2 separate regions of the Homo sapiens genome follow, and region 1 is linked to region 2. A link is an interaction called in ENCODE POLR2A ChIA-PET data of the cell type or tissue named here. Cell type or tissue: Panc1. All regions are shown on one strand.

The links. ChIA-PET counts read pairs that join two places held together with the same protein. Peaks named below come from ENCODE experiments on the same cell type or tissue, not always from the same donor. Only the 100,000 strongest peaks of a DNase experiment are listed, where the experiment ranks them.
Region 1: POLR2A ChIA-PET joins it to region 2 with 7 read pairs; 3 of 35 experiments call an interaction of 5 or more read pairs at or near these places.

What each region holds. Positions count from the first base shown.
Region 1 is chr9:131,984,228-131,989,227 of GRCh38, reverse strand. The region is part of intron 3 of MED27 (mediator complex subunit 27); the gene reads left to right. Among named protein-coding and RNA genes, the nearest start is that of MED27, 93 kb to the left of the region's middle. In Panc1, no CTCF peak of the experiment used is centred here; a DNase peak (open chromatin) is centred at 2,387.
Region 2 is chr9:131,917,002-131,922,001 of GRCh38, reverse strand. All of the region lies in intron 4 of MED27 (mediator complex subunit 27), which reads left to right. Among named protein-coding and RNA genes, the nearest start is that of MED27, 160 kb to the left of the region's middle. In Panc1, no CTCF peak of the experiment used is centred here; no DNase peak of the experiment used is centred here.

The DNA.
Region 1 (5,000 bases), 67 kb before region 2:
CTAGCATTCACCAGCCACTTATATAATGCTATAATCCTTAGTTTCTTCATCTACAAATAGGGATAATAATATTTATACCTTATAGTAGTTACAGAGTTTAAGTGAGATAATGAATATTTTAAAATCTAGCACCATTTCTCTCTCCACACTTCTGAAGATCCTCCTTCAGAACTAGGTTTGCCTAGATGACAGGTTGGTAGGTGCAGCAAGCCACCATGGCAGTCGTGTACCTATGGAACAAACCTACATGTTCTGCACTTGGTTAAAGTAAAATTAAAAAAAGAACTAGGTTTGTAAAGTACAGTTGATCTTTGAACAATGCAGGGGTTGTTCACCCTCGGCGCAGCCAAAAATCCACATGTAACTTTTAACTTCCCACAAATTTAACTGCTAATAGTCTACTGTTCTACTGTTGACCAGAAGCTTTTCTGATAACAAAAACAGTCAATTAGCTGGGCACAGTGGTGCATGCCTGTTATCCCAGTTCCTTGGGAGGCCAAAGGGGGAAGGTTGAGCCCAGGAGTTAGAGACCAGCCTGGGCAATGTAAGAAGACCCTGGTCTCTCCCCCAATCCCCCCGCAAAAAAAAGCAAAGTAGTTGATTAACACATATTTTGTATGTTATATGTATTATATTACTGTGTTCTTACAATAAAGTAAGCCAGAGAAAATAAAATGTTACTAAGAAAATCATAAGGAAGTGGAAATACATCTACTATTCATTCAGTGGAAATGGATCCTCATAAAAGCCTTCATCCGCATTGTCTTCATGTTGAGGAGCAAGGAGGGGTTGGTCTTGCTGCCTGTGGGGTAGCAGAGGCAGAAGAAAATCTGAGTATAAGTGGACTCATGCGGTTCAAACCCTCGTTGTTCAAGGGTCAGCTATAAATGGCTTCTTTTTTTTTATTTTTTCAAATGGCAAGAGCCAGAATAAATGGCTCCTTTAATGAATAGGTACCACTGATACATTAATAACTATTCCTTTGTAGACAAGCATGGCTAAGTAGCTAACAAAAACTATTTCTCAATATCATGTTGTTTTCTGAAATTAAAAAGATTGAGTAGCCACTATGCTATAGGAAATTTTGAAAAAGGCAAAAGAGCTCACAATTTTAGGTTTTTAATACCATGATTTTACTTATTGACTGTTGTATTTACGGAAATGATTTTTGTAGCTCACATTTTTAAAAACTGTAAACCTAAAAATCGCCTAAACCAGTCCTTGTCTTAATGGACACAGACTGTGGCTTTTTCAGACAGTTTTTGCTGCATTGGACCTTGGAGCACACTCTCTTTGTGGAACTGGAGACTCTGAGGCCCAGGGAGGGCCAGCCGCCCCAACTAAGAGAGGAACCGGGGGCCATCCCCAGTGTCCTGATTCCTACTTGACTGCTTTCCCCACTGCCCCAGTAGAATTAATGAGGTTTTCTTGTACCCATTCCAGCAGGGAGAGGACCAGTTTCACGCATAATTCTTCATGACTGCCCATAGCATTTTAATTGCCTGTTATTGCGTCAAAATATTGTCCTCCTGACAGCTAAGATAATGTAAATAGAAAGCAAGAGGAGACAGAAAATTGAGGAAATTTGCAAGAAAATAAGAATGCCTTTGAAATACCTTAAAGACTGACTTAATATCATTTGAATAACCGTTTGATCTCTTGCATTGCCAGGTGTGATTATTTAGTGGGAGGTAGTGATTTCTTTAAGACAGACTCTATTTAGAATGAAGTTTCTCTCAGTTTTATGCAGCTTTGGAAAGAGCTCAAGATCCTGCTTGTCCACATTCCCACCGCTCCCCCTCCCCGCATTGAGTAAATGACTCCGCTTTGCTACTTTAGGGACACACCACATCGCATGAGACTTCTGACCCTTCTCATCTCCACATCTACAGATACTCTGGAGGCTTTATGTTAGATGGCAGAGTTACCCCAGATTCTGAAATCTTCCTGTTCATACACTTAGTAAAAGAAACAAAAAAGAAGTTAAAACTAGTAAAAGATGCACCAGCATTAGTCAGTCACAGGAAGGGACTTAACCTCTTTGAGAACGTGCAGCAAGGGAAGTTATCACAGAAGATTACAGTTCCACAGCTGTCATTTAATACCAGGAGGCAGTGGAGCAGTGCAAAATTTGGGGGAAAGTTTGACCCAATAATTTTATACTGAACCAAGTTATGTAGAAAGATAGTAGTATTCTAAAAAAAAAAAAAAAAAAAAAAAAAAAAAAATCCATGAACTCAAGGAAAGGCCCATGAGTCTTTCTTTAAAAAACTACTCAGTGACAAAATGCAGTGAGTCAAGGGATCAACGAAGTCAGTTCATTCATTCAGCAAATATTTATTGACTGCCTGTTACGTGCCAAACCCTGTTTGAGACACTGGGGATGTAACGATTCATTAGCTTACATTCTGATGAGAAATGGTGAAGTGAGTGGTCTGTTTAAATAAACAGCCAAGGCCAAGTAATTGTCAGGAATAATATTTCAGAAGGTAAATACAGTCATGCATCATTAGGCTCTTCCATCATTGTGCAAACATATATTTACAAAAACCTAAATGGTAGAACCCACGGCACACCTAGGCTATAAGGTGTAGCCTGTTACTCCTAGGCTACAAACCTCTACAGCATGGTACCATAGTGAGTACTAAAGGCAGTGTAAGACAATGGTAAGTATTTATGTATCTAAACATACCTAAGCATAGTAAATGTATAGTAAAAATACTGTATGAAAGGTAAAAAAAAATGGAGCTGTGTGCAGTGGCTCATGCCTGTAATCCCAGTACTTGGGAGGCTGAGGTGGGAAGATTACCTGAGGCCAGGAATTCAAAACCAGCCTGGGCGACATAGCAAGACCCTGCCTCTATAACAAACAAACCAAAAAGAAAGATAAAAAATGGTACACCCGGACAGGAACTTCACCATGCATGGAGCTTGCAGGACTACAGGTTGCTCTGGGTGAGTCAGTGAGCCATGGTGAGTGAATGTGAAGGTGTAGGGCATTACTATACACTGCTGTAGACTTTACAGACACTGTACACTCAAGCTACACTAAATCTGTAAGAACATTTTTTCTTCCGTAATAAATTAGCCTTACTTTTTCACTTTATAAACTTTTACATTTTGTTAACTTTTTGATTCTTTTGTTATGACGTTTACCTTAAAACAAATACATTGTACAACTGTACAAAAGGATTTTCTTTATATTCTTATTCTGTAAAGCTTTTTTCTATTTTTTATTTTTGTTTTATTTTATTTATTTTTTTCTTACTTTTTAAACTTTTTTGCTAAAACCAAAGACACAAATGCACACATTAGCCTAGGCCTACACAGGGTCAGGATCATCTGTATCAGAGTCTTCCACCTTCACATTTTGTCCCAGTGGAAGGTCTTCAAAGGCAGTAACACACAGAGCTGTCATCTCCTATGATAACAATGCCTTCTTCTGGATCCCTCCTGAAGGACCTGCCTGAGGATGTTTTACAGTCAACTGTTTTTAATAAGTAGAAGTAGTATATGCTAAAAAAAAAAAACAATTAAAATTATAGTACAGTAAATTCATAAACCAGTAACAGTCATTTATTATCATTATCAAGCACTCTGTACTATACATAATTGTATAGGCTGTGCTTCTATGTGACAGGCAGTGCAGTAGGTTTGTTGACACCAGCTTAAACACAAACACATGAGTAATGTGTTGTGCTGTGACTTTACCATGGCTACTATGTGATAGGAATTTTCCAGCTTCATTATAATCTTATGGGACCACTGTCATATATGCGGTCTCACCAAAACACTGTTATGCGACACTTGACTGTGTTATAAAACATGGGAATGCAAAAATATTCACAAAGCACATAGAATGAGGAGATTGGGATGACAAATTTTCTCATCTTATTTGGGAGCAGGAGATATATCTAAACATTAAGAAATAGAGGTTTTAGTGTATTATGTAAAATTTGAAAGAAAATTCTTAAAAAGCACTAAAAAGAAAGGGGATGCCAGAGTCTTGAAGAAAACAGTAAAGACTTAGAGTCCGCAAAGCAAAAGGCAAAGAACCAAAGCAAGCATCCAGAGCAGGACACATGAAATAAGACATAAAAGAAGATAAAACAAAACAGTCTCATAAGACCACCAAATTAGGCCACACACCTGCAATATCAATAAATACCAATGAGATAAATATCTACTACAGGAAAAAGACTCAGATTGTCCCCAAAATTAAACCCTGCTATGTACAACATAAAACAGCTGTTAGACAAAGACAGATCCTGTATTTCTAACTAAAAGAAAACTGGACTTGTAATAGAAATACTAGATAAGGTTGAGCTCAAGGCATATGGTATAAATGGCTGCAAAGAGAAGCTTTATAAGGACAGAATGTAAGTCCACAGTGAGGCCATAACAGGTCAGTCCCAGGCTCAAAATACCAGCATAAATGTATAAATGTCAGGAAGCGCCAGGAGAAACAGGGACTGTGACTCACCTCAGGAGTTCACAGCAGACCAGCAAGATGGAAAATCAGAGAAGCATGTGGAAGATTTAAATACTTTCTCCTTATTGTAGTTTTTAGCTGAAATGACACCTCCTCAGAGGGACCTTCCCTGACTACCCAATCTAAAGTAGCTTCCCCAGTCACTTTGTATCATACACCTTTTTAAGATCTCTGTAGCGCTCTGTTCCGCTGTTCTCTTATGGGTGTATTATGTTGTGTTTTGTTTTGTTATTTGGCCCAAATCCCTGTGAAGGAGGGACCCTGTTTGTTCTGGTGACTGCTGTAACCCCAGTGCCTAGAACAGTGCCTGGCAAACAAGTCGATCTTGAGTTCATAGTCATCTGAGTGCCTGCTAAATGGCAGGCACTGTTCTAGGAGCCCTGAGCACTTGAGTGAACAGACTCCTGCCCTTGTGGTGCTTACATTCTAGTGGAGAATATGGAAGACAAACAATCAGAAGTCATGTACAGAATGTGAGGAGGTGATTAGTGCTATCGGGGAAAGTGGG
Region 2 (5,000 bases):
GTTCCCTACCCTGTGTCCAAGTGTTCTCATTATTCAGTTCCCACCTATGAGTGAGAACATGCAGTGTTTGGTTTTCTGTCCTTGCGATAGTTTGCTCAGAATGATGGTTTCCAGCTTCATCCATGTCCCTACAAAGGACATGAAACTCATCCTTTTTTATGGCTGCATAGTATTCCATGGTGTGTATGTACCACATTTTCTTAATCCAGTCTATCGTTGGACATTTGGGTTGGTTCCAAGTCTTTGCTATTGTGAATAGTGCCGCAGTAAACATACGTGTGCATGTGTCTTTATAGCTGCATGATTTATAATCCTTTGGGTATATGCCCAGTAATGGGATGGCTGGGTCAAATGGTATTTCTAGTTCTAGATCCTTGAGGAATTGCCACACTGTCTTCCACAATGGTTGAACTAGTTTACAGTCCCACCAACAGTGTAAAAGTGTTCCTATTTCTCCACATTCTCTCCAGCACCTGTTGTTTCCTGACTTTTTAATTATCGCCATTTTAACTGGTGCGAGATGGTATCTCATTGTGGTTTTGATTTGCATTTCTCTGATGGCCAGTGATGATGAAGGAAAGCTCTTTCTTACAGTAGAATGTGAACTAAGAAATGTAAAAGAAACCAGAAAATTGGGTAGCAACCATAGTAATTGTTTCAGACAAGAATCAAGAATCATCAATGGATGCTAAAATTTATGGGTGACAGTTTGACGACGGACTGGGTGTGTGTGCAGAGAGAGTGCAGATGTGAGTTTGCGGCAGGTGCAGGGTAGTGCTAACAGGACACCTAGATGAAGGGTGTACGGGAATTCTTTGTACTATTGTTGGAACTTTCTGTGAGCCTGAAATTGTTTAAAGTTGTTTCAGAATAAGAAATTAACATTTGTAAGCATGCATATTTAGATATCCACATTGGATGAAATGATATGTGTTTGGCCCAGAATCTGACTGTTGCTTCTACTCTCCGCAATGCCGCCATCCCTCTCCAAGCCTCTGGTCCCTCACACCTAGATTATTATAGCTGCCTCCTGCCTGGCCTCCCCACTGCCATCCTGCCTCTCATCAGTTCTCCACGTGAAGCCAGAGCCTTTTATAGGGAAAATCAGGCATGTATCTTCTCTCTTCAGAACCTCCAATGGCTCCCCATCTCCCTCCAGTGAAAGCCTGTGTCCCCTGTGACAGCCCATCATCTGCCCTGACTCCACCCCCTCTCCCCCACCACTAGGCCCAGCGCTGCCTTAAGGCCTTTGGCCAAAGGTTTCCCCAGGCCCCCATTCCTCCTAGTCTTCAAGGCTCTGCTCTCCTGTCTCTTCTACCACCAAGTGCAACTGACTACACCCCAACTCCTTATCTCCTTAACAGCCTTTATTTTCTTTCGTTGTACTTATCACTTTCTAATGTAGGATATGATTTCCTTATTGTTATGCTTATTGCTTTTGTGTTTCCTCTGGAAAGACCCTAAGTTCCACACAGGAGAGATGTTTGTCTCTTTTGTTCATTGATATGTCCCAACCCCCTAGAAGAATGCCTGGCACATAGTAGGTGTTGAGTAATTATTGGTTGAGTAAGTGTTGATTCAGATTCATGCATGTATGTGTAAAGAGATGAAAATTAAATGTCTTCTTTCAAATACTGAGATGAGCAATTAGGGAATGATATATTATTAAATGAGCCTGAAATACAGACTGTGCAATCCTGGTTTTGAGAAAAACAGACATATACCTATTGATAAGCGCACTTGTAAACAGGCTAGAGGGGATATCTGTACACTGCACTGTTAGAGAGGAGTGTTTATGTCATGGTGGGTGGGGCAAGATCATTAGTTTCTTTACTTTCTGCTTAAGACACCGAAGTATTGTTTGATCACTTTTACTAGAATCATGCATTAAGGCCAGGTGTGATGGCTCACGTCTATAATCCCAGCACTTTAGGAGGCTGAGGCAGGTGGATTGCTTGAGTGCAAGAATTCAAGACCAGGCTGGGCAACATGGAAAAACCCCATCTCTACAAAAAATTTTAAAAATTAGTCAGGCATGGTGATGCATATCCTGTAGTCCCAGCTACTCGGGAGGCTAAGATGGGAGGATCACCTGAGCCCCGGAGGTGGAGGTTGCAGTGAGCCATGATCACGCCACTGCACTCCAGCCTGGGTGACACAGTGAGACCCTATCTCAAAAAAAAAAAAAAAGGAAGAAGAATTATGCATTATTCTTAGAATTACAATTTACAGTATAAAGTTTCCTTTCAAGTATAAAATTCATGGGGTACATAGTGACCTGATGCTAGAGGTTTCCTCAGCCAGTGTCTTTGTTCTTAGGAGCATTCCCTGTGCTGGGCACTGTGTGCAGTCTTTATCCGCACTGTTGTACTCACCCCTACTTGGGACCCCAGGAGGTGGGTGGCATTATCCCCCATTTTCCAAATGAAAAAACAGGCTTGAAGAGGCTCAAGCCCACAGTGCTACAGTACTAAGTGACAGAGTGACAATTTGGATCCCAGTCTGACTTGAGAGTTCAAACTTTCATCCTTAAAAAAAAAATCACTTGAAGCCAAATGCTCAGCTCTTCCCCAGCCTGCAGCATGTCATGCTTGCTTGCTTGCCACCCACTTGGCCCTCAGCTCCCTAGAGTCTCCAACCTCCCTGTAGCCAAAGGTGAACTCAGGACCCAGCAACCGAGGCTGAGAACTGCCTCAAATTGTTCTGGGCCCACTCAATTCTGAGATCTCTTAGGCAAAATATGTGCTATGCTTCCATCTTAAATATGTATGCCAAAGCTGTACTTGGCTTTTTATCTTTTGGAGGCAAGTGATTTCAAGTTCCGTGTAAATACGGCATTCTGTCTAAAACCTAGTAATGTCATTTTGTGGGAGTTCCCCATCCTCCTTCTCCCTACTCCCTACTCTTGAAATTGCTATTATCTTTATCTCAGGGCTCTTAACCTTGGGTCCATGAACTCCTGGGAGGTGGTGGATGGGTTTCAGGAAACCTCTGAACCCCGCAGTTTTCTGTGTGTGGATGTCCTTCTGTGCCTTCTTCTGAGGGAGAGGGTCTGTGACTTTCATTAGAATAGGAGGCTCATTCCCAAAGCAGGTTAAGGACGCTGGTCATAGGCCTTAGCTAGAACTGGGAGGCCGTTCTCCGTAGGCTTTCTGCTGACCTGCAGGTCCAGCTTCTATTCTCTGAACTCTTGTTTCATACTCAGTACACTGGAACATGTGTGTTTCATTTCCGGGTGAATTTCTGGTGGCTTGCACATTAAAGCACAGTGGGAGAGATCCTACTGTTGAAGAAAATGGCCGCGTACAGGAAGCAGAAGGAGTTGCTTTCAGGCACCAGACTGGAGCAGCTTGAAAAAAAAATGCTTGGGCATTAAACCTGTTTTTCAGTTTTCTGACAGCTAAGTCATGCAGAAAGAAAACACTTTATGTTACATAGTTTTTATTTTGTGTCAAAAACATACTAAGTCAAATTTAGAGATAAATGGTTTTTTCTTAGAACTAATTTCAGGGAGTTGTTTGTTTGTTTGCTTGGCAAATACTACTTACTAGGTATACATTGTCTGTTTAGTTAATTTCTACAGCACAGTCATTCCCAGAGGCAGTGGTGCACTTATATCTGTCCAGTGAATGTATGTTTAGGACTTAAGGATAACAGAGTTTCCCTAAGATTCCACAAAAATATTTAGTCTACATTAGCAGTAGCCTAGTTAGGCAATCTAGATTGTCCCCCTTTTTCAAAAATGCTAATGTGCCCAAATCATCAGACTCATAATTTCTAAAGATACCTTTGAAAGCCCCGTAATTCAGATCTCTGGTTTCCTTCCACAAATTTCAACTGCATTTGTCCCAAAGAGGTGGAAAACATATTCCTCTATCCCTAGCAGGTATATTTCAATGGCTGGCATTTACAATAGTGAATTTAAATGTTGGAGAAGGCAATTCCACCTCCAAGGGAATTTTATTGGATTTTACTTTTAAAATATTTTGAATGTATGAAATTAATGCTAGGTAGAAACAGGTGGCACTTGCCTTTTTGAGACAGGGTGAAACTGTTTTTAAAATTTAGAAAAGTGGGTTGAGTGAATGCATAGTACTACCACTACCTTTATTTTTATTTTTATTTTTTTAAGGCTGTCTAATTCAGTTTTAGTCAGTGATAAATGCTGGATGTTTTCAGGCCAGACTACTTGTCTTACGCTTATCCTACACCCTTTGGATCCCTTGCAACTTGTCTCCAATTTAACATTTTTCTGTTCCAATACTTATCTCCATTCTTGTAACAAATGCTTATTGATCAAATACTATGTGAAAGATAACCCCAAACTGTAATCTCTAGCACTGATTACATTGCGGGTGGCATCCCCATTGTCACCCACAATGCCACATGCATTCTTCCTGATGTGCTATCAGCCTACCTCGTCCCTGCACACTAGCCCCCCACCCCATCTTCACTGCTCTCATCTCCTGTCGTCTGAACCCTTGCTCCAGCCGTCTCATTGGTCTCCTGGTCTACCTGCTTTGAAACACTCTGCCTCCCCTCATCTTCCACACTGGACTCATCATTCCAGAGATGCCAGTCTGCTACCCTGTTGGCTCCTGTTGCTTGCAGGATAAAGCCCCCCCTTTCTAGGATAGGTGGTGTACATGGTCTGTATAACCCGGCCTCAGTTGACCTTTCTCCTCTTCTTCCCTCTCTCCTCCCTTCCCTGGGTATCCTCAGTATTCTCTAATGTTTCTCAGTGGAGGCACTGTTGGCAGTTTGGATGGAACAATTTCAGTTCCAGTCTATGGAACTGGCCAGCGTATTGCAGAAGGTTTAGCATTCCTGGCTCCAATCTGCTAAATGCCAATAGCTCCCTGACTTACTGTGACAAGCAAAAATACCTTCCCATTTCCAGGGGCTCCTTAGGAACAAGATTCCCATGCCTGGTGCTTTTATGCTTTGTACCTGCATTTCTGCCTATGGCACCCTTCTCCACCTGCTGCCCCTTCTGGCAA